Regions from separate parts of the Homo sapiens genome. Here regions 1 and 2 are each linked to region 3. A link is a loop called in an ENCODE intact Hi-C map of the cell type or tissue named here. Cell type or tissue: endothelial cell of umbilical vein. All regions are shown on one strand. Each heading gives the region's core, and the rest is flanking DNA. Links, peaks and the distances in the headings are about the cores only.

What was found. A loop is a pair of places that touch in the nucleus more often than their neighbours do. Peaks named below come from ENCODE experiments on the same cell type or tissue, not always from the same donor. Only the 100,000 strongest peaks of a DNase experiment are listed, where the experiment ranks them.
Region 1: it touches region 3 in a loop (18-fold over the local background); 2 of 110 quality-filtered maps call a loop at or near these places.
Region 2: it touches region 3 in a loop (6-fold over the local background); 5 of 110 quality-filtered maps call a loop at or near these places.

The regions. Positions count from the first base shown.
Region 1 is chr12:10,149,414-10,157,226 of GRCh38, forward strand. No RefSeq gene overlaps it. Among named protein-coding and RNA genes, the nearest start is that of OLR1, 19 kb to the right of the region's middle. RefSeq lists enhancers at 3,873-4,376, 4,231-4,320, 4,331-4,520. In endothelial cell of umbilical vein, for the core only: a CTCF peak has its summit at 4,004 (motif pointing right); a DNase peak (open chromatin) is centred at 4,128; H3K4me3 peaks cover 830 bases; H3K27ac peaks cover 585 bases.
Region 2 is chr12:10,559,400-10,567,212 of GRCh38, forward strand. The region is part of intron 1 of LINC02446 (long intergenic non-protein coding RNA 2446); the gene reads left to right. LOC105376675 (a long non-coding RNA gene) reads right to left here. Exons shown (of 2, transcript XR_931358.2): 2 at 7,591-7,813. Among named protein-coding and RNA genes, the nearest start is that of LINC02446, 9.9 kb to the left of the region's middle. In endothelial cell of umbilical vein, for the core only: a CTCF peak has its summit at 3,112 (motif pointing left); a DNase peak (open chromatin) is centred at 3,122.
Region 3 is chr12:10,746,954-10,754,766 of GRCh38, forward strand. LINC02366 (long intergenic non-protein coding RNA 2366) reads left to right here and starts at 3,281. Exons shown (of 7, transcript NR_120463.1): 1 at 3,281-3,347. RefSeq lists a silencer at 3,292-3,341. In endothelial cell of umbilical vein, for the core only: a CTCF peak has its summit at 3,374; a DNase peak (open chromatin) is centred at 3,308; H3K27ac peaks cover 450 bases.

The DNA.
Region 1 (7,813 bases), core at 2,852-5,351, 600 kb before region 3:
CTGTGAAAAATGATACTTGTAATTTGATGGTAATAGCATTGAATCTGTACATTGCTTTGGGCAGTATGCCATTTTAACAATATTGATTCTTCCAATCCATGGGCATGACATGTTTTTCCATTTATTTGTATTGGCTCTGATTTCTTTCAGCAGTGTTTTGCAGTTCTCCTTGCAGAGATCTTTCACCTCCTTGTTTAGTGGTACTCCCAATAATCATTTTATTAGTGGTTATTATAAGTGGGATTATGCTCTTAACTTGGCTGTCAGCTAGAATGTTACTGGTGTTTAGAAATGCTACTAAGTTGTGTACATTGATTTTGTATCCTGAAATTTTGTTAACATCATTTATCAGTTTTAGGAGCATACTGGCGAAGTCTTTAGAGTTTTCTAGGTATAGAATCATGTTGTCAGTGAAGGGAGATAGTCTGACTTCTTTTCCTATTTGGATACCTTTTAAGTCTTTCTCTTGCCTGATTGCTCTGGCTAGGATTTTTGGTACTATGTTGAATAGGAGTGGTGAAAGTGGACATCCTTATCTTGTTCCAGTTCTCAAGGGAAATTTTTCCAGCTTTTGCCCATTCAATATAATGTTGTCTGTGGGTTTGTCTTAGACGACTCTTATTATTTTGAGGTTATCTTTCTTTAATGCCTAGTTTGTTGAGGTTTTTTTTTTTAACCATAAGAAGAGGTTGGATTTTACTGAAAGCTTTTTCCATGTCTGTTGAGATGGGATCATATAATTTTTATTTTAAATTCTGTTTATGTGGTGAGTCACATATATTGATTTGCATATGTCAAACCAACCTTGAATCATAGATATAGCCTACTTCATTGTGGTTAATTAACTTTTTTTTGTATTATTAATTTTTATTCTTTTTAGAGACAGGCCTCGCTATGTTGCCCAGGCTAGTCTCGAGCTCCTGAGCTCAAGCAGTACTCCTGTTTCAGACTCCCAAAGTGCTGGAATTACAGGCATGAGCCACTGCACCCAACTGATTGTGGTGAATTAACTTTTTGATCTGCTACTGGATTTGGTTTGCTGGTATTTTGCTGAGGATTTTTGCATCTATGTTTATTGAGGATGTTGGCCTCAAGTTTTCTTTTTTGTTCTGTCCGAATGATACTGGCTTCATAGAATGAGTTAGGGAGGAGCCCTCTCCTCAATTTTTTGTAATAATTTCAGTAGAATTTGTACTACTTCTTCTTTGTCCATCTGCTATAATTCAGCTCTGAAGCCATCTTGTTCAAGACTTTTGTTGGTTGGTAGATTTCTTATTATTGTTTCAATTTTGGAATTTGTTATTGGTCTGTTCAGGTTTTTGCTTTCTTCCTGGTTCAATCTTGGGAAGTTATATGTTTCCAGGAATTTATCCATTTCCTCTAGATTTTTAATTTGCATAGAGATTTTCATAATGGTCTCTTAGGATCCTTTGTATTTCTGAGGAATTTGTTGTAATCTCATCTTTGTAATTTCTGATTGTGCTTATTTCTTTTTTTTATTAACCTACCTTATGGCCTATCAATCATGATTATTCTTTCAAAGAACCAGTTCTTGGTTTCATTGATCTTTCATATGGTGTTTTGCAACTCAATTTCATTCAGTTCCTGTTTGATTGTATTTTTATTTTTTATTTTATTTCATTTTTTTGAGACAGAGTCTCACTGTGTCACCCAGGCTGGAGTGCAGTGGCACGATCTCAGCTCACTGTGACCTCCACCTCCTGGGTTCAAGAGATTCTCATGCCTCAGCCCCCCGAGTAGCTGGGATTACAGGCATGCACCACCACACCAGAATAATTTTTTTTTTTTTTGAGACAGAATCTTGTTCTGTCACCCAGGCTGGAATGCAGTGGCACGATCTTGGCTCACTGCAACCTCTGCCTCCTGGGTTCAAGTGATTCTCCTGCCTCAGCCTCCTGAGAAGCTGGGACTGCAGGCAGACACCACCATGCTCAGCTAATTTTTGTATTTTTTAGTAGAGATGGGGTTTCACCATGTTGGCCAGGCTGGTTGTGAACTCCTGACCTGAAGTGATCCGCCCACCTCGACCTCCCAAAGTGCTGCGATTGCAGGCATGAGCCACTGTGCCTGGCCTAGAGTTAGTACTGATATGTGACATTGATCCTGTCATCATGTTCTTAGCTGGTGACTTTGTAGTTTCTATTGCATAGTTGCTTTATATTGTTGGTGGGCTATGTGGTTAAATGCATTTTTGTGATAGCAGGTATCATTCTTTCATTTCCATCTTTACAGCACTCCTATAAAGACGTCTTGTAAGGCTAGTCTAGTGGTAACAAATTCCCTTAAGCATTTGCTTGTCTGAGAAATTTATTTCCCCTTCACCAGTCAAGCTTAGTTTATCAGGACATAAATTTTTTGGTTGGAATTCCTTCTCTTTAAGAACACTGAAAATAGGCCCCAATCTCTTCTGACTCATAAGGCTTTTGCTTAGAGGTCTGCTACTAGCCTGATGGTCCTCATTTTGTAAACGACCTGACCCTTCTCTCTAGATGCCTTTACATTTTTTCTTTTGCATTAACCTTGATGAATCTGATAACTATGTGCCTTGGGAATGCTTGTTGTGTCTAGTATCTCATGGGGGTTATCTGTACTTCTTTTTTTTTTTTTTTTGAGATGGAGTTTCACTCTTGTTGCCCAGGCTGGAGGGCAATGGCACGATCTTGGCTCACTGCAACCTCTGCCTCCCAGGTTCAAGCGATTCTCCTGCCTCAGCCTCCCAAGTAGCTGGGATTACAGGCATGCACCACCATGTCCAGCTAATTTTTGTATTTTTAGTACAGACGGGTTTGCCATGTTGGCCAGGCTGGTCTTGAGCTCCTGACCTCAAGTGATCTACCCACCTTGGCCTCCCAAATGCTGGGATTCAGGCATGAGACAACACGCCAGGCCTTATATTTCTTAAATTTGTATGTTAACATCTCTAGTGGGAGTGGAGAGATTGTCATGGATCGTATCCTCAAATATATTTTCCAAATAGCTTACTCTCTCTCCTCTCTCAGGAATACCAATGAGTTATAGGTTTGGTCTCTCTATATAATTCCATATTTCTCAGGGCTTTTGTCCATTTTTTTAAAATTATTTCTTCTTTATTTTTGTCTGACTGAGTTGATTCAAAGAACCAGTCTTTGAATTTCTTCACAGCTTGGTCTATTCTGCTATTAATGCTTCCAAATGTATTATGAAATTCTTGTAGTAAATGTGTCAATTCCAGAAGTTCAGTATGGTTCGTTCTTAAAATTATTTTTTTCAGGCTGGGTGTGGTGGTTCACGCCTGTAATCACAGCACTTTGGAAGGCCAAGGCAGGTGGATCGCTTGAGGTCAGGAGTTCAAGACCAGCCTGGCCAACATGGCGAAACCCTGTCTCTACCAAAAAATACAAACAATTAGCCAGGCCTGGTTGTGTTCGCCTGTAATCCTAGCTACTTGGGAGGCTGAAGCAGGAGAATCGCTTTAACCTGGTAGGTGTAGGTCGCAGTGAGCTGAGATCGTGCCACTGTACTCCAGCCTGGGTGACAGAGCAAGACTCCATCTCAAAAATAAATAAATAAATAAATAAATAAAAGTCTTTTATCTTTCAGCTCTTGGATCATTTTACTGGATTCCTTGGATTGCGTTTCAACAGCCTCCTGAGTCTCAGTGAGCTTTCTTTCCATCTAGGTTCTCATTTCTGTGTCTGTCATTTCATTCTGGTTAAGAGCCATTGCTGGGGAGCTAGTGTGCTCATTTGGAGGTAAGGGGACACTCTTACTTTTTAATTGGCAAAATTCTTTCTCTTCTGAGAGGGCTGGTATTCCTTTAACTGTGGTGTAAGTTGAATATAGTCATTTGCTTCATTTATGAGTGCTGTCAGAGGGCCAAGGCTCTGTACAAGATCTTTGTGGCTGGATTCTTGCCCTGAGTTTCACAGACCAATATTTAATATATTGGCAGAATATTTTTGGTGTAATTTGGGCTATCATCCAGCAGATGGCGCATAAGAGTAACGGCCAGCGCTGCGGGTTTTTACGTTTCAGCGAGCTCGCAACAACGTCCTGTGGTGTGGCCCAGCGCGGGGAGCTGACCCCACCAGCTCCGCTCTCAAGCCTTCGGAGAGTCCTCTCCAGTCACTATCGTCATTCCCGCATTTCCTTTGCTAGGCTGTCCGGGCTGGGCAGCTCCCTCAGGCGGACACCCATGGCTGGCAGACCTTCCGCGCCTGCCCCTAATCTGGGCATATCACTCCCTCGGTTTTCTGAGACTCGGGACTCCTTGCCCGCTGGAGCGCAGGCCATGAATCTGGGTCCCGCACTGCGGCGCTGCACGCCGCAGCCCAGGGCTTTGGCCCCAGCCAGCACATCCGCCATCCTGCACCCCAGGTTCCGGCACGGGCTGCGACGGGGCCTCGGAACTGCTCCCAAGCGGCTGGGAAAGAACTCAGTCAGGCATGTCGGCCTGCAAAGCACCCAGGATGGGCAGTGGAGTCTGCACCGTTGACAGGCTCCTAGAGCGGCCAGGCAGAGGACTTGAGAGGGGCTGGAGGGCAGGAGGTCCTGCGGAACAGAAGTGCCCCACTCCGAAGGGAAAGTCGACCCTGCTGTTCTCTTTGCGCGGCAGTCAGTGGGGTTAGAGTTATTCGGAAGAGGACGGAGAGCCTTGGGGGATGGGTGCGCATGGCCATGTTCCACTGGAACTGCCCCCAACGCAAAACAAACAAACAAACAACAACAACAACAAAAACCGGGCTCTATGCAGGCTGGAGTTCTGCCTCTGCCTGCTTGTAGGGCATATCCCCATGCCAGTTCGAATGTTTATGGGGAGTGTAGGATCTCTTGTGGCTGGAATCCTAGAGGTCCACAGCAAGAGTGGGCTGCCTTGCCAAGGGTTGTTCAGGGCCAGGAACTGGCACTGGTGTTCCAGAACCTGAAAGGGTTCCCGGTCTCCCTTTCTGTCAGCGGGAGTGGTGCTTCCTGTCTGCGTCTATTTGGCCATCTTGTCTCTGTTGACCAAATAGCTTTTTTGAGAAGAAAAATGAAATTGATAAATCTCTAGCTAAGCCGATTAGTTTTAAAAAAAAAAGATACAATTAACACTGTCAGGAAGGAAGTGGCAATGCTAAAGATTCTACAGATATTCAAATAATTTTTAAAAATGGTATGCCAATAAATTAAACAACTTAGATGAAGCTCATAAATTCCTTGAAAGTAACCACCAAAGCTCATTGAAGAAGGAATCCTTTGAACAGCTCAACATCTAAAAAAAACTGAATCTGGCCGGGTGCGGTGGCTCACGCCTGTAATCCCAGCACTTTGGGAGGCTGAGGCGGGCGGATCACAAGGTCAGGAGTTCGAGACCAGCCTGGCCAGCATGGTGAAACCCCGCCCCTACTAAAATACAAAAATTAGAGGGACATGGTGGCTCGCGCCTGTAATCCCAGCTACTTGGGGGCTGAGGCAGGAAAATCGCTTGAACCCGGGAGGCGGAGGTCGCAGTGAGCCGAGATGGTGCCACTGCACTGCAGCCTGGGCGACAAAGCAAGTCTCCGTCTCAAAAAAAAGAAAAAAAAGAAACTGAATCTGTAGTTGAAAACCTTACTACAAAGAAAACCCTATGCCCAGATGACTTCAAGGGTAAATTGTATCAAACATTTAATGAAGAAATAGTACTAATTCTAAACCAAATCTTCCAGAAAAATTGACATTGAGAAATATTTATCTGATATTCAAATAAGGCAAAGTCATAAAGAGAAAAGAAAACTATGTTTAAAAATACTGGCCATGGCCAAGCACGGTGGCTCACACCTGTAATCCCAGCACTTTGGGGGCCTAGGCGGGCAGATCACCTGAGGTCAGGAGTTCGAGACCACCCTGGCCAACATGGTGGAACCCTATCTCTACTAAAAATGCAAAAATTTGCTGAGTATGGTGGGGGGTGCCTGTAATCCCAGCTACTCAGGAGGCCAAGGCAGGAGAATCGCTTGAACCCGGGAGACAGAGGTTGCAGTGAGCCAAGATCGCGCCACTGCACTCCAGCCTGGGCGACAGAGCAAAACTCCACCTCAAAAAAAAAAAAAAAAGTACTGGCCAGGCATGGTGGGTCACACCTGTAATCCCAACACTTTGAGAGGCCGAGGCAGGAGGATCACTTGAACCTGGGACTTCAAGGCCAGCCAGGGCAACATAAGAAGAGCCTGTCTCTTTCTCTCAAATTAAAATAATTAGCTGGGGATGATGGTGCATGCCTGTGGTCACCGTTGTCCCAGCTACTTTGGAGGCTGAGGCAGGAGGATCACTTCAGCCTGGGAGGTCAAAGCTTCAGTGACCTGTGGTCGTGCCACTGCAGTCCAGCCTGGGCAACAGAGTAAGACTCTACCTCTAAAAAACCAGAACAAAATGAACAGAAACAAAAAACCCATAAATATAGTTGCAAACATTCTAAGCCAAATTTTAACAGAAATAACCCATAATATAATACATATAACAGATCTAATCCATTAATATAATGCAATCCTAAATTGTTTTAACCTTATATAATTAATGAGTGTAATTCATGTTAAAAGACTAGAAATTTTTAACCTAAAAAAAAACAAAGAAAATACTAGATATTTTTAAAATAAAAATGTATATATAATCATCTCAATAGATGTAGAAAAATATTAGACAAAATTAACACCTATTCCTGATCAGTCCTCTAAGAATGCAAGGAACAAAAGGGAACTTCCTAAAACTGATTAAGGACGTCTATGAAACATCTACAGTTTACACCATACTTAGTGGTGCAACACTGAATGATCTCTTCTCAAGATCAATTTCAAAATAAGGATATTGTTCTCACTACTTTTATTTCTCATTGAACGGGAGGTTCAGGCAAGGAAAAGAATAAAAGCATTGGAAAGGAAAAGATAGAAGTGCTTCCGCTGGCACACAGAATGATTATTTGTGTAGAAAATCTGATGACATCTACAAAAAAAGTTACTAGAAGAAACAAATAAGTTTATCAAGGTTTCAGAATATAAGGTGAATATTTAAAAGTCTATTATATTTCTCCATACTAGCAATAAACAGTTGGAAATTAAAATTATCAATGATAATTCCCATGTACAGTAGCGTCGAAACTATGAAGTATATATGGTAAGCTAACAAAATATGTAAAAATATCTGTAAGAGAAAACTGCAAAACATTGCTCAGAGAAATTTTAAAATACCTAAATAAATGCAGAGACATACTTTATTCAAGAGTCAGAAAAATCAATATTTTTAAGGTTTCAATTCTGCCCAAATCGATTTGTAGATTCAATGTAATCACAATCAGAATTCCAAAAGAGTTTTTGTAGAAATTAGTGAGCCAATTCAAAAATCAATATGGAAAATATAGTGACATAGCTCAGCCAATGTAACTTTGCAAAAGAAAAATAAATTTGAAGGACTGTCACTGCATGATTTTAAGATTTATTATAAAACTACAGTATTCAAAATAATGTGGTGGTGGTGTATAAATACGCAAATACAAAAATACAACAATCAGTGGAATAAAATAGAGAGTTTAGAAATAATCCCATGAATATACAGACAACTGATTGGTGATAAAGGTGCAAAAGCAATTTAGTAAAGAAAAATAGTCTTTTCGACAAATTTACATTTGTCGAATTAATCCCAAATAAATCATAGACCTCAGTATAAAACCTGAAGCTATAAAATGTCTAGAAAAAAATAAAGGAGAAAATTTTTGTGACCTTGAGTTAGTCAATGAGTTCTTACAAACCACAGCAGAATAATAAAAATGGACTTCATTAAAATAAAAAACTTCTGCTTTATG
Region 2 (7,813 bases), core at 1,928-4,427, 190 kb before region 3:
CTCTGTGAGCTAAAACCACACAGGAAGCCTCAAGCACAGGGGCTCACTGTGTACCAGGAGGCCCAGGGGGACCCTGACAAGACCTCCTCTCTTCTCCCGCTTTCATCCAAGGTCTAGGAACAAGGCAAAAAGCTAATTCTTAAAATAACAGGGATTTAAGATGTACCTTTAAATCCTTGGCTTGCTTTAAATTTGGCTGCTTGAGTATGGATTCTCCCCATAGGTTTACCGTAAGAAACATTCACATGATAATGTGATATTGTACTAAAGAGTCTGATGATTGAAAATAGAATGTTTGGACCCAGATTGGTAGTTTTTTTTTTTTTTTTTTTTTTTTTTTTGTCTTTTTGGGAGTTTTCCTTCATTTTTTTTTTTACGATTTCTAATAGTCATACTTTACCTTAGATTCCATGTTTTTGAAAAGTATTTTGTTGGATTTATTGAAAGTGAGAAAATTAATAATTCCTTTTATTATTATTGACTCTCTTCAAAAATAAGCATTGGCTAATTCTTTGTGCTGTCACTCACATTCCATAGTTTACTAGCTGAATCAAACCAATATATAGAAAAGACATGTGTCAAATACAGTTTTTGGGGGGTTAGGATTTTTTTGTTGTTGTTATTGTTGCTGTTTGACATATATCATCTAATTCTCCAAAATGATATCCGTGTTTTAGAGATGAAAAATTAGGGGCATTAGATGACTCACGAAAGGACATTCAATTGACAAATGTACATCTATATTTTATGTAGTCTACTTTAATCCTCGCTTATACTTACATAGGTAGGAAGGAGAGGATAAATTATGTGATCATTCTCACCCTACTTTTCTGTAATTAATTATAGAAAATGTTTGTCAAATTTTTTTTTAAAAAGCCTTTTCCATACAAATCACTTTGTTTTTTACATTCAAGGGATATGACACACAAATGTTGGTTTTTTTTTTTTTTCTTTTTTTTTGAGATGAAGTCTCACTCTGTCGCCCAGGCTGGAGTCAGTGGTGCCATCTCGGCTCACTGCAATCTCCACCTCCCTGGTTCAAGTGATTCTCCTGCCTCAGCCTCCCGCGTAGCTGGGCCTAAAGGCATACGCCACCACGCGTGGCTAATTTTTGTATTTTAGTACAGATGGTGTTGAGGAAAACCATCTTTAAAAGGCTGCTTTCCAAAGATAACTCCTCCTCTCCAAAAAGAGTTGCCTATACATGTTCTCCCTCTTCACATATGAATTCTGCTGTGTTAAAATGCTGAGTTCTAGAGAAGAGGGGGAATCTTGTGGAAACCCATATTATTAAAAATCATCTCAGCCTCACAGTTCAAATGTTGGAAAAATCAAACCACCAAGATATTTTATTAACAGTATTTCCTACCATAATCTACCTTAATAACAGCACCAATAATCCTTTTCTCACAGGTAGAGAATATCTTTTCCAACAGAGAAATACCCGTAACCAATGCAAATATTTTTTACTCATGTGCCATATTTGCTGTTGGAAATCATTATACAATGAAAAATATGTACAAAGTTCAGTATGTCACATAAACCAAATATTGTAGAATAATTCAAATTGGAAGAGTTGCAACTATTAAATGGGATGAAGAAAGTTTATTGTACCATCATTAGTCTTTAGCATTGTACTTGTTATTTTACAAAATATCTGTTTATATAGCTTTCAATCCAAGTTGATCATACATTCAGGGAAGGCAGAAATTGTGTTACTCACTTTTGAACCATCAACATACAGTGCAATTTATAAAAACCACTAATAAATAATTGCTGAATGAATGCTTTTTCTTTGATTTTTGTTTTTTGTTTGGGACAGGGTTTCACTCTGTTGCCCAGGGCGCAGTGTAGTGGCCTGATCATAGATCACTGCAGCCTCTACTTTGAATTGTCTCTCGGGCTCAGGCAATCCTCCCATCTCGGCTCCCTGAGTAGCAAGAACTATGGGCATGTGCCACCATGCCCAGCTAATTTTTAAAATTTTTCCCTTTTTGTAGAGACAGGGTCTTGCTTTGTTGCCCAGGCTGGACTCAAACTCCTAGCCTCAAACAATCTTCCCACATTGGCCTCTCAAAGTGCTGAGATTATAGGCATGAACCACCATGCCTGGCTGAATGAATGCATATTTTTATGGTTTAACATAGTAGAAGACAAACAATTTTAAATTATAAGTACTAAAAAGCTTTTAATTTATTTGACACAGAGTCTTGCTCTGTGGCCCAGGCTGGAGTGCAATGGTGCCTTCTTAGCTCACTGCAATCTCAGCCTCCCAAATTGAAGGGATTCTGCTGCCTCAGCCTCCTGAGTAAGCTGGGACTACAGGTGTGAGCCACCACACACAGCTAACTTTAGTATTTTTTGGTAGAGATGGGGTTTCATCATGTTGGCCAGGCTAGTCTCAAACTCCTGATATCAGGTGATCCACCTGCCTCAGCCTCCCAAAGGGCTGGGATTACAGGAGTGAGCCACCATGCCCAGCCCTAAAAAACTAATGTTATGTTATTGTTAACTTGATTTTTTCTTATTAACATATGATGTTCCAAGGAGTCATTGTTAAAAATTGGAGTAACAAGGAGAAATATGAAGAGAGAAAAACACTTCCTTATAAAATTACATTAATATGTTTCCTTTCTATAATTTCTATGCAACATACTGGGAATCACACATTAGTTTACAACCCAATTCATAAATTAGCATTATGCCAGAAGCATTTCTCATGTCATTGAATACTTCATAAGTCATTTGAAAGTGTGTATGTTTTTTAATTGTATGATTGTATCATATATACTAACCCTTTCATTATTGTTGGACCCAAGATTTTACCTGGTATTTGACAATTCCAATAATGCTAAGGTAAAATCTTGAGTGTGTACCATTTTGTCCACATTATTTTCTGAAGATAGATTTCTAGTAGACTCATTGGCTCAAAAAGTACTACCATTTTTTAAGGTTATCAATATATTTTGCTAAATTTGTGTGCAGTAGTTATCTACTAACATTTGCTACAGCAGTTTATGAGAATATAGTTATTACTTCATTCTGACCAGCAAGACTAATTTTCAAATAAGCCTTGATTTTAGAGCTTGGTTTATGTGGTGATGCCATCTGGTGGCCTAGTACAAAATTACAGAATCAGAAGTGAAAAACCTTTTGAAAACTGTAATGAGCAAAATTAAATTTATAAGGTGATGGCAAATAGCACAAGTCTTATACGTTGTCAGAAAGCATTCTTGCTGTTTGGATTTCTAAAAATTATCAGGAGCCATGTAAAATGAAGATTACAAACTCAAACAATGCTCATTCATTCATCTCTTCAACCTGAGTTTTTGGAGTACCTACCACATGGTAGTACTATTCCCTGCTGATGAAAAAGATGAAGTCTCCATGCATGATTTCCAGGAATGTGTAGTTTAATGGGGATACATAATGCAAATTTACCACTATAAATTTTACCAAAGGCTTTCACAAGTGGTGACTAATATTTACTAATATTTGTCATTTGAATCATTTTTATCAAATGTATGATATGTAATTGTGGTTGACTTTCTCTAAAATAACTCCAGTCATCATTCCACTTCTTGGTATTCATGCCATTGTATAATCTTCTTCCCAGAGTGTGTGCTCAAGTTGGCATCTCTGTTTCTCTTTCTCTCCCTCTTTCTCTCCCACTCCCCTCTCCCACATACACGTCCCCAGCAGAAAACAGAATAACAAACTGCCATGAAGTGAGTAGCTCTATGGAGAGGTCTATGAGGCAAGGCATTGACATTTCTCCTGTTAACAGTGAGTGAGGACCTCACACCAGCCAACAGCATGTGCATGAGGCTGCATATGAGTCTGCCCCAACTGAGCCTTCAGATGACTGTAGCCCTCACCCACACCCCAAAGGCATCCTTGTGAGAAACTCTAAGTCAGAGTCACCCATGGCTGGATTCCTGACCCAAAAAAAGCATAAGTTGTGGGATAATTTAGTAATTTGTTACACACAAATAGTTAACTAATTAACTAATAAAAAGAATTTGAGCCTGGCCTGGTGGCTCATGCCTGTAATCCCAGCATTTTGGGAGGCTGAGGTGGACGGATCACTTGAGGACAGGAGTTCAAAGATCAGCCTAGCCAACATGGTGAAACCCCATCTCTACTAAAAATACAGAAATTAGCCAGGCATGGTGGCCCATGCCTGTAATCCCAGCTACTCAGGAGACTGAGGCAGGAGAATCACTTGAAGTCGGGAGGTGGAGGCTGCAGTGAACCAAGATCGCCCATTGCACTCCAGCCTGGGTGACAGAGCAAGAAACCCTGTCTTAAAAAAATAAAAAAAAGAAAGAAAGCTATTCAAACATTTGAATAGTGATTTCAACATAATTACTCAAGTCCTATACAAAATTACTTAAGTCCTATACAAATTTAAACTACAATTACAGATTTAGTTAAGCTAAGTCTTTTGAGCACCTCAAACACCTTAAGTAGCAAATATACCCAAAGAAAATTATTACAAAACCTATTGCTTACTCTTAAACCTATCCTAAAATATAACAATAGTTTTTAAACTTCATTTCTTTTGTTATTCCTATAATTTTTATTCTTCTCTAAGGCTATAATTCCACTTGATAACTTCCATTAGTTGTATTAATGCATCCTTTTACATCTTTCTGGGCTTGTAGTGATCTCCCTAGACCAATAAGCAAAATATTTCAGTAAATGGCTGGTCAAGCAACTGATTTTTAGTCAGTTTGGGACCCGTTTGTTTTTGCCACGATAATTAACTCCAGCTGCAGGCCATGAAGTCATCTCCTATTTTAGAGTTAAACTTCTTTTGTTATAAAAATAAGACATTTCAAATTCTCATCTTTCACATGTTTTTGGATTTTTATAACCTAATATCTCCATCATAAATGATACGTTTCAAGTCTCAACCAACATTTCATTATGTATTATCCTATCTCTATTATATACTGATATTTTATGTTAGGATTATTACAAATTATGTATGCTTTATTGTATTATTTAAGGGCCACTTAGAAATTCTATATCCTAGGAAAAGAGAAATGAAAGTTTTGTAGTAAGCTTCCTTTTCATTATTATTATTATTTTTGAATTATACTTTAAGTTCTGGGATACATGTGCAGAACGTGCAGGTTTGTTACATAGGTATACACGTGCCATGGTGGTTTGCTGCACCCATCGACCCGTCATCTACATTAGGTATTTCTCCTAATGCTATCCCTCCCCTAGCCCCCCACCCTCTGACAGGCCCTGGTGTGTGATGTTTGCCTCCCTGTGTCCATGTATTCTCATTGTTCAACTCCCACTTATGAGTGAGAACATGTGGTGGTTGACTTTCTGTTCCTGTGTTGCTTTGCTGAGAATGATGGTTTCCAGCTTCATCCATGTCCCTGCAAAGGACGGGAACTCATCCTTTTTTATGGCTGCTTAGTATTTTATGGTGTATATGTGCCACATTTTCTTTATCCAGTCTATTATTGATGGACATTTGGGTTGGTTCCAAGTTTTTGCTATTGTGAACAGTGCTGCCATAAACATACATGTACATGTGTCTTTATAGTAGAATGATTTATAATCCTTTGGGTATATACCCAGTAATGGGATTGCTAAGTCCAATGGTATTTCTGGTTCTAGATCCTTGAGGAATCGCCACACTGTCTTCCACAATGGTTGAACTAATTTACACTCCCACCAACAGTGTAAAAGCGTTTCTATTTCTCCACAGTCTCTCCAGCATCTGTTATTTCCTGACTGTTTAATGATTGCCATTCTAAGTGGCATGAGATGGTATCTCATTGTGGTTTTGATTTGCATTTTTCTAATGACCAGTGATGATGAGCTTTTTCTCCTATGTCTGTTGGCAGCATAAATGTGTTCTTTGGGGGAGTATCTGTTCATATCCTTCACCCACTTTTTGATGGGGTTGTTTTTTTTTTCTTGTAAATTTAAGTTCCTCGTAGATTCTGGATATAGCCCTTTGTCAGATGGATAGATTGCAAAAATTTTCTCCCATTTTGTAGGTTGCCTGTTCACTCTGATAATAGTTTTTTGTTTTTTTTTTCTGTGCAGAAGCTCTTTTGTTTGGTTAGATCCCATTTGTCAATTTTGGCTTTTATTGCCAGTTTTTGGTGTTTTAGTCATGAAGTCCTTGCCCATGCCTATGTCCTGAATGGTATTGCCTAAGTTTTCTTCTAGGGTTTTTATGGTTTTAGGTCTTATGCTTAAGTCTTTAATCGATCTTGAGTTAACTTTTCTATAAGGTATAAGGAAGGTGTCCAGTTTCAGTCTTCTGCATTTGGCTGGACAGTTTTCCCAACAGCATTTGTTAAATAGGGAATCCTTTCTCCATTGCTTGTTTTTGTCAGGTTTGTCAAAGATCAGATGGTTGCAGATGTGTAGCACTGCTTATGAGGCCTCTGTTCTGTTTCATTGGTCTATATATCTGTTTTGGTACCAGTACTGTGCTGTTTTGGTTACTGCAGCCTTGTAGTATAGTTTGAAGTGAGGTAGCGTGATGCCTGTAGCTTTTTTCTTTTTGCTTAGGATTGTATTGGCTATATAGGCTCTTTTTCGGTTCCATATGAAATTCAAAGTGTTTTTTTTTTTTTTTTCTAATTCTGTAAAGAAAATCAGTGGTAGACTGATGGGGATAGCATTGAATCTATAAATTACTTTGGGCAGTATGGCCATTTTCACGATATTGATTCTTCCTATCCATGAGCATGGAATGTTTTTCCATTTGTTTGTGTCCTCTCTTATTTCCTTGAGCAGTGGTTTGTAGTTCTCCTTGAAGAGGTCCTTCAAATCCCTTGTAAGTTGTATTCCTAGGTATTTAATTTTCTTTGTAGCAACTGTGAATGGGAGTTCACTCAGGATTTGGCTGTTTGCCTATTATTGGTGTATAGGAATGCTTGTGATTTTTGCACATTGATTTTGTATCCTGAGACTTTGCTGAAGTTGCTTATCAGCTTAAGGAGATTTTGGGCTGAGATGATGGGGTTTTCTAAATATACAATCATGTCATCTGCAAAGAGAGACAATTTGACTTCCTGTCTTCCTATTTGAATACCCTTTCTTTCTTTCTCTTGCCTGATTGCTCTGGCCAGAACTTCCAATATTATGTTGAATAGGAGTGGTGAGAGAGGGCATCCTTGTCTTGTGCCAGTTTTCAAAGGGAATGCTTCCAGCTTTTGCCCATTCAGTATGATATTGGCTGTGGGTTTGTCATAAATAGCTCTTATTATTTTGAGATACGTTCCATCAATACCTAGATGCAGAAAAGGCCTTTGATAAAATTCAACACCTCTTCATGCTAAAAACTCTCAATAAAGTAAGCTCCCTTTTTAAGACATTTGGCTAAGTCATCATTTTATAACACAATATTCAACTCCCCTTTCTCTCTCCTTTCTTACTGTACATGAGCATCCTGTGTCTAGTTCTGCTTTTTCTAAACTGTTTGACTCACAATTCCCAATATTTTTATCCTTTACTTATACAGTTTTAAAAAATACTGCTGTATAAACACACATATATTTAAAAAGAGGAAATAGAATGATTTAGATATATTAAAATACAACTTACTAAAATTTTTATCAGTTTATTGAAATACATTTTTTAAATCTAATCTATTATATTCCTCCTCTTAGATTACAGCTACCAATAGTAAAACACAGCATCTTAGTATCACTGGCAGCTAGCACAGCCCTTGGACGGGTGACCTACAAGTAAACAATTCATGATTATATTGCGACACAAACATATTGGCGTGATAAATCAGATGAAAGAAATTAGCATATAAATTAAA
Region 3 (7,813 bases), core at 2,320-4,819:
CATTGGGTGCATATATATTTAAGATAGTTAGCTCTTCTTGTTGAATTGATCCCTTTACCATTATGTAACGGCTTACTTTGTCTCTTTTGATCTATGTTGGTTTAAAGTCTGTTTTATCAGAGACTAGGATTGCAACCCCTGCCTTTTTTTGTTTTCCATTTGCTTGGTAGATCTTCCTCCGTTCCTTGATTTTGAGCCTATGTGTGTCTCTGCTTGTGAGATGGGTCTCCTGAATACAGCACACCGATGGGTCTTGACTCTATCCAATTTGCCAGTCTGTGTCTTTTAATTGGAGCATTTAGCTTTGTTCTGTTGCTGGCAAGGAGCTGTGATCCTTTGGAGGAGAAGAGGTGCTCTAGTTTTTAGAATTTTCAGCTTTTCTGCTCTGGTTTCTCCCCATCTTTGTGGTTTTATCTACCTTTGGTCTTTGATGATGGTGACCTACAGATGGAGTTTTGGTGTGGATGTGGTTTTTGTTGATGTTGATGCTACTCCTTTCTTTTTGTTAGTTTTCCTTCTAACAATCAGGTCCCTCAGCTGCAGATCTGTTGGAGTTTGCTGGAGGTCCACACCTGGGTATCAACAGTGGAGGCTGTAGAACAGCAAACATTGCAGAATAGCAAATATTGCTGCCTGATCCTTCCTCTGGAAGCTTCGTCTCAGAAGGGCACTCAACTGTATGAGGTGTCAGTCGGCCCCTACTGGGAGGTGTCTCCCAGTTAGGCTACACAGGGTCAGGGACCCACTTAAGGAGGCAGTCTGTCCATTCTCAGAGCTCAAACACTGTGTAGGGAGAACCACTGGTCTCTTCAGAGCTGTCAGACAGGGACGTTTAAGTCTGCAAAGTTTCTGCTGCCTTTTGTTCATCTATGCACTGCCCCTGGAGGTGGAGTCTACAGAGGCAGGCAAGCCTCGTTGAGCTGAGGTGGGCTCCGCCTAGTTCGAGCTTCCCAGCTGCTTTGTTTACCTACTCAAGCCTCAGCAATGGCGGACACCCCTCTACCAGCCAGGCTGCCGCCTTGCCATTCAATCTTGGACAGCTGTGCTAGCAGTGAGCAAGGCTCCGTGGCCGTGGGACCCACTGAGCCAGGCACGGGATATAATCTCCTGGTATGCCATTTGCTAGGACTGTTGGAAAAGCACAGTATTCGGGTGGCAATGTCCCGATTTTCCAGGTACAGTCTGTCACGGCTTCCCTTGGCTAGGAAAGGGAATTCCCTGACTCCTTGCACTTCCCACGTGAGGCAATGCCCCGCCCTGCTTCGGCTCACCCTCCATGGGCTGCACCCACTGTCCAACCAGTCCCAGTGAGATGAACCAGGTACCTCAGTTGGAAATGCAGAAATCACCTGTCTTCTGTGTCGATCATGCTAGGAGCTGCGGACTGGAGCTGTTCCTATTCAGCTATCTTTGGATAAAGTCTTGCTCTGTCACCCAGGCTGTAGTGCAGTGGCACAATCATGGCTCACTGCAGCCTCAGCCTCCTGGGCTCAAGCAGTCTTTCCACCTCAGCCTCCAAAAATGCTGGAATTACAGGCATGAGCCACCTTGCCTGGCCCTGCTTTATTATGTGAGGACTGTTTTCCAGGAAAAAAGTACTCGTCGCAAATGGTAACATATATCAGTGACTCCATCTTGGGTCGCACTGTGTCTCCTAGGCTGGAACGCAGCGTAATGATCATAGCTCACTGCAGCCGTGAACTCTTGGGCTCAAACAAATCATTTCACCTCAGCCTCCCATGTAGTTATGTCTACAAGCTTGTGCCATTGCACCTGGCTAGTTTTTAATTTTTTTGTAGAGACAGGGTCTCGCTATGTTGCCCAGGCTGGTCTCCAACTGGTCTCCTGGATTCACAGTGATCCACCTGCCTCAGCCTCCCAAAGTGTTGGGATTATAGGCTCCACCCAGCAAGGTACATTTAAAAAAAAATTTATTCTAAAAATAGTCAGACTGAGGTATAGATGGAAATATGAATTCAGAATATTATAATTTTGGCCTATCTTTAAATATTTGGAAAAACTGTTAAAATCTGTATCCCAAATTATGGTTTTATGAGTGTTATTACCATAGATACAGGGGGAAATGTGGACATGCCAAATGGTTTAGAATTTCATCCTGATCATCCAGGAAATGAATTATTTCTTTTTAACTTCTCAAAAAGACATTTAGCCAGTCATAACATATGTCTCCTGGGGTGTCTGTGTTTTTCAGTACATACTGCTTTGATAATCATCACCCTTGTTTATGTTTAGCTGCTTGACAGCTGTTGCCAGGCCATATTGAATTCTCTTTCTCAGAGGTTAGGAGCCAAAATTCACAGATATAAGTCAGTCTCTGATAGTCACTTAAGCTGAGGATGTGGGAATTCAGGAGCTGTCGGGTCTAGAGAGGAGAAAGTCAGCCAATAGAAAGAGGCAATAGTCCAAAGATATCAAGAAAACCATGGACTAGAGAATGTGGAAAGAAAAAAGTTTGAACAACTGTGTAATTCTTATAGTTTTCCAGTTGTTGATTCTAATCTCCTGTATCACTTAAAGAAACTTCTTGTTTTCTTTGAAATGACCCGTAATTACACTGAAAAGCCATCTTTTTCCTCCCTTTAACTCAATTTGAAGAGAATTCTGTTATTTCTAATTCAACACACCTTAACGTGACATTCAATGAAGAAATGTTCCTGCCCCATTTAAGCATTAGGGAAGAAAAGTCAGTGACCCTGATATAAACACTAAAATTGAAACTGCTGTAGCTATACAATCATTATTTAATAGTGGCTTAAAGAGTTACTAATATTATCCTGTGCTAAAGATGAATAGAATCTTTTAAGGCTTCTTTTCAGTTATGAAAAAAATGGCAAAATTTCTCCTTTCTATATCAGTGAGGAAGATGGTTAGGAAGAAAGGCCACTTTGTGTTAGTCAAACAGGCTTTCTTCAGAGCTGTCAGCGGGCTGTGATGAAAGAACCATGACACTGACCCTAGACTAAGGTTTGAATTCCGCCGAGGTCACTCACTACCTCAGTTACCTTGGATAATTTACTTGATTTCTCCCTTTCTAGTTCTTTTTCTGTAAAATGAGGAAGAGAATGGTAAAGTCTCCTTTGCATTACTGTGAGGATTGCCAAAGGTCTGGATCACAGTTGGTTCTCCCGTGGGAATCATTGCCATCACCGTCATTGCCTTGTGTACGGCCTTCACGCGTTTCGCCAGCTTCTGTGTCATTGGTGACATCATAAAATCAGGGAAAGGGAAATCTGTAAACACTGGCCGTTGAAGAATACGGTTTCTGAGAATTTCCACTCTGAATTCACATTCCGTTCAGTGTTATCGCCACCCTGTGGATTTCTTGGGTAATGAAACTCAGACCGGGAAATGAAAACGGGGATTTTCAGTAAATCGGTTCCAGTAAATCTCTGCTGCTCTTGTGGGCGCCCTCTTTTGAGCACCGGAGGAATGAGCACCGTTCTTCATTCTTTTGGTTTTGTAAAGTTGTAGAGCTGCGTTCATAAGTGAGATCATTAATTAATCTGCCCTTCTCCGTAGACCTTCCTCCTCCCCAATTTTCAATATAAAAACTGATTCCCAGGTAGCTTTAATTTCAAAACTGGTCAGTGGTAAATTTAGGAAGAGAATTTAAGGTCTCCTGACTTCCAATCAAACATAGTTCCCACTTGCCCAATTGGATAATAGATGTTTGTTTTTACAATTAGCTAATTATTTCTCAGTATTTACTTATTTTATAAGTAGTACATAATTAATCAATTGACCAACTGGCCTTATGGCACTGTGTTTACATGTGATCCTGCCCCTTTCTAGTCTATTTTCTGGAGGTTGTCAATCATCTTCCTTTAGAAGTATTTTCTGCCATTCTTTTTTGTGGAAGTATTGCGTGATTGTCCAAAGGCCTGTCCCTATTTGCGGAGACTCCTTGAGAATGTCCACCTTTGTGTATTTCTCCTACTTCCTGAAATATCCCTTCATTTCTCAGAAACTGTGCAAATCTTACTTCCTCTAAGCCCAATTTAAGTCCTGCTTGCTTCTGAGCCTTTCAGGCCATAGTAACTCTTGCTGTTCTTTCTGAGGCTCATATCATTGACATATATGAATTATTTTAATGTCTTAATTGGATTACTAAGAGCACTCCAATTCCCAACACATACATGATTAATACTTATTTCTGGATCCATCGTGGGCATCCCTGTTTTCTCTTCCCCTTTCTATCATATTTCTATCTTCCCAAACAAGCAGAAAAAAAAATCTATGGCCTATTTTAGGTAGTGGCAGATTATTGTGTTTTGTTTCTACAGGTGTTTACTTGTGGCAACCTGTTTCCTCACTGTGCATGTGTGTGCATCCTAAGTACGTGTGTGTTTAATTCCCCTATAACCTTCTGCTGGGAGGATTTTATCTATAAGTATTCCTTGGGATCTGTGTGGAAGTTGCTTTCCTCTACAGGAAAGGTTTTCCTTTGCATCTTACATGCAAACTGAAGGTATCACTTTAAAATAAATTTTCAGGTTGAAGTTTTGGGGACTAAATGTTGCAAACATGTTTGAAGGCTGGCTTATGGTTATGAATTCTTAATGGCAATGATTTTCCCTCTCTCCCCTCATTTCCGAGGTTGAAACCTTTAATACATTTGTTGTTCCCTTTTTGTTGGCTTGTTTGTTTGCTTGTAGCTCTCCATCACAACCAGGGTGTAGTTTTATTGTATCCGAGGTGCATGTGTGCTGGAGGAGTTTCTATGAATTAGTCTCCAATTTGACGAATGTTTGTTCATTAGTCCAACTTGAATGTGGACTTTGTGGCTGTCCTTTGTCCTCATGTGCTATATCAATGAAGGCTCAGATTATCCTTGATTTACATATACCCTTAGGACAGGACCAAATTTCAGGCTTTACTTCCCTCCTGGATTTTTGCTTTCTATTTATTTTTGTTAAATCTATGAACATTTCCTTTTATTTTTACCAGATCAGCCACGCATTTAACCGTATTTTTTCATGTTACAGCTAGAATCTTAAATTCTTTGAGTTGAGATCGTTGTCCTTGAAGTACACAGTGATCACTCATTGAAACTTTTAGATTAATTTTAGGATCAGTTTGTAAATTTCATGGAACAATTCTGTTACGATTTTAGATTAGAATTTCACTAAATTTGGAGGATTCCAGGGGAATTAATATCTTTACAATACTCTTGCTTCTCATTCTTGAAAATAACTTATCATTTCACTTATTTATGTCCTTATGCCCTTCAGTAATGTTTATGTTTTTTCCTTTGAATATCTTTTGCTGCTGTTTTGTAAACAGGTTTTTTTTTAACTTCCATTTTTTATTTGTCACTGTTGTATAACTAGCTAATACTTACATAGTACTTACTACGTGGCAGAAATCATTTTAAATCCTTTAGTAATCTTTTACCTGGTGAACTTGTTTATTGATTTAAATGGTCTGTCATTTGGTTTCTCTTGAATTTTCAATGAAGGCAACTATATTATCAATAGTCATTGACTCTTTTGTCAATTTCTTTTCAGTACCTGTGCTCTTTATATAATTATTCATTCTTTTTTTCTTATTATTTGTCTATTTGGTGCCTCTCTTTAATGATATTGTCCTGCACTGTGTGGGTTGTCACTCTTGATTGCAGTTTTATATTTGCATTTGAGAATTTCTCTTCCCCTGCTTACAATGATCGAATGAAGACAGTTGGAATCTAAAGGATAGAAATCTGACAGGATTGAACTGACGAAGAAAATCTGGGTCCAAAGATAGAAATCAGATAAGATGGCTATGGGTGAGATTTGTTCTGTAGAAATATATACAAACACACACATGCACATATATGTAAAAGTATTGTCAAACCATTTGCAGTGGTGGCTCAACCTGATGGTTCAGAGGTTCCAGACAATACAAAACGTGTTGGGAAAATAGTGTTGAAAGATAGATACTTCCATCTCTCATGGAGCTTATATCAGAAGAGGAATCAAATGTTAGAAAAAAAAGATTATACTAAAACAAAGTCATAATCATTGTACTAAGGCCATTAAAGCAATAAATCATTTAGCAATGCACTGCTCAAAAGCATCAAGTTTAATTCCTCTTCCCCTGCCTACGGTGTTCTAGTGGAGGCAGCTGGAATCTACGAATGCAAGACCTTCCAGTGCAGGAACAAAGATTTTTCCATTCCTTTTGGGTGTTGCCAACCACCTGGAACACTGTGCTACTTCTGTGACCCAGTTATTCATACTAATGTCTCCAGTCTGGAAGCAAATGCTACACTGTTCACTGCATGAGTCTCTCTCTCTCTCTCTCTGTGTGTGTGTGTGTGTGTGTAAATGTTTGTGTTTGCGTGGGGGTGTGGAAATGGGGCCAACCTGCCTAACTGTTTTACATTCCATCTCTAAGCAGTCATCCGAAGGATGATTACTCTTGGCTCCAGACTCCTCTTTATTTTCATTAATTGCAAGTTAGCAGAATCTGCAGAATTCATCTCACCCATATCAGCCATCTTATCTGATTTCTATTTTTGGGCCCAGATTTTCTTCCTCAATTTGATCCTGTCAGATTTCTATCTTTTAGATACATATGAATATATTTGGTTTTCTAGTGACATTTCCTTCTTTTGTTCCAGCATGGTTAAGACTTTGTTCTTTATTTTAAAATTCTTTCTCAAAGATTAGTTGTGAGGTGAAGTTTGTTGCATTTGTCCATCCTGCTTCATTGATGTAATTTTTATTAAACCTACTTATTAATTGTTTTCCTTATTCTTAGCTATCTTTTACTGGCTGAACTGCTAGTACAACAACCAATAATAGAAGAAATAATAAAAGAATATTTGTATTCATCAACCTCCGATCAATACATAGATCAGAGAAACAGTGACTTGAAAAAAAATGAATAATGATCATAGGCTATTGTATATTAACTGAAATCACTTTGCATTTCTCCAAAACGTTCATAAATCATATCACGAAATTCTCCCCACAAGCCTGGGACAATTGGTGTAATTGCAAGTAGAGAACAACAGATCCAAAGAGTAGATGAGATTCACACTATTAGAATGTAACAGAATGTCTCAATGCTCAGGGTAGCATGGCTGTTAAAAGCACAAGATGTGCAGCCAGACAGTCTGGGTTCAAATTTCATTCCAATTACCAACTAACTTGTGTTAGCACTGCAAATTATTTAATTTCCTCCTCTCCTAGTTTCTCATCTACAAAGTGTTATTAATTCTTAAAATATTATAGTAAAGATTAACTTGAAAGAGCTTAGAACCATTTCAATTACATAATATGGTGGCCGGGCATTAAGGCTCATACCTATAATCCAGCACTTTGGGAGGCCTAGGTGGGCAGATCACTTGAGGTCAGGAGTTTGAGACCAGCCTGGCTAACATGGTGAAACTCCGTCTCTACTAAAAATACAAAAACTAGCCAGGTGTGGTGGTTGGTTTGAACTCCTGGAATCAAGTGATCCACCCACCTAGGCCTCTCAAACTGCTAGATTACAGGCGTGAGCACCATGCCTGGCCACATAGCATATGATTTGTATTAGTCCTTTTTCTCACTACTGATAAAGACATACCCAAAACTGGGTCATTTATACAGGAAAAAGGGTTTCATGCGCTTACAGTTCCACATGGCTCACAATCATGGTAGAAGGCATGGAGTACTGTGTCACACCTTACATGGATGGTGGCAGGCAAAAAGAGTTTGTGCGGGGAATCTGCCCTTTTTAAAACCCTCAGATCTCATGAGACTTATTCACTATCATTAGAACAGCAGGTGAAAGACCTGCCCCATGATTCAATTACCTTCCA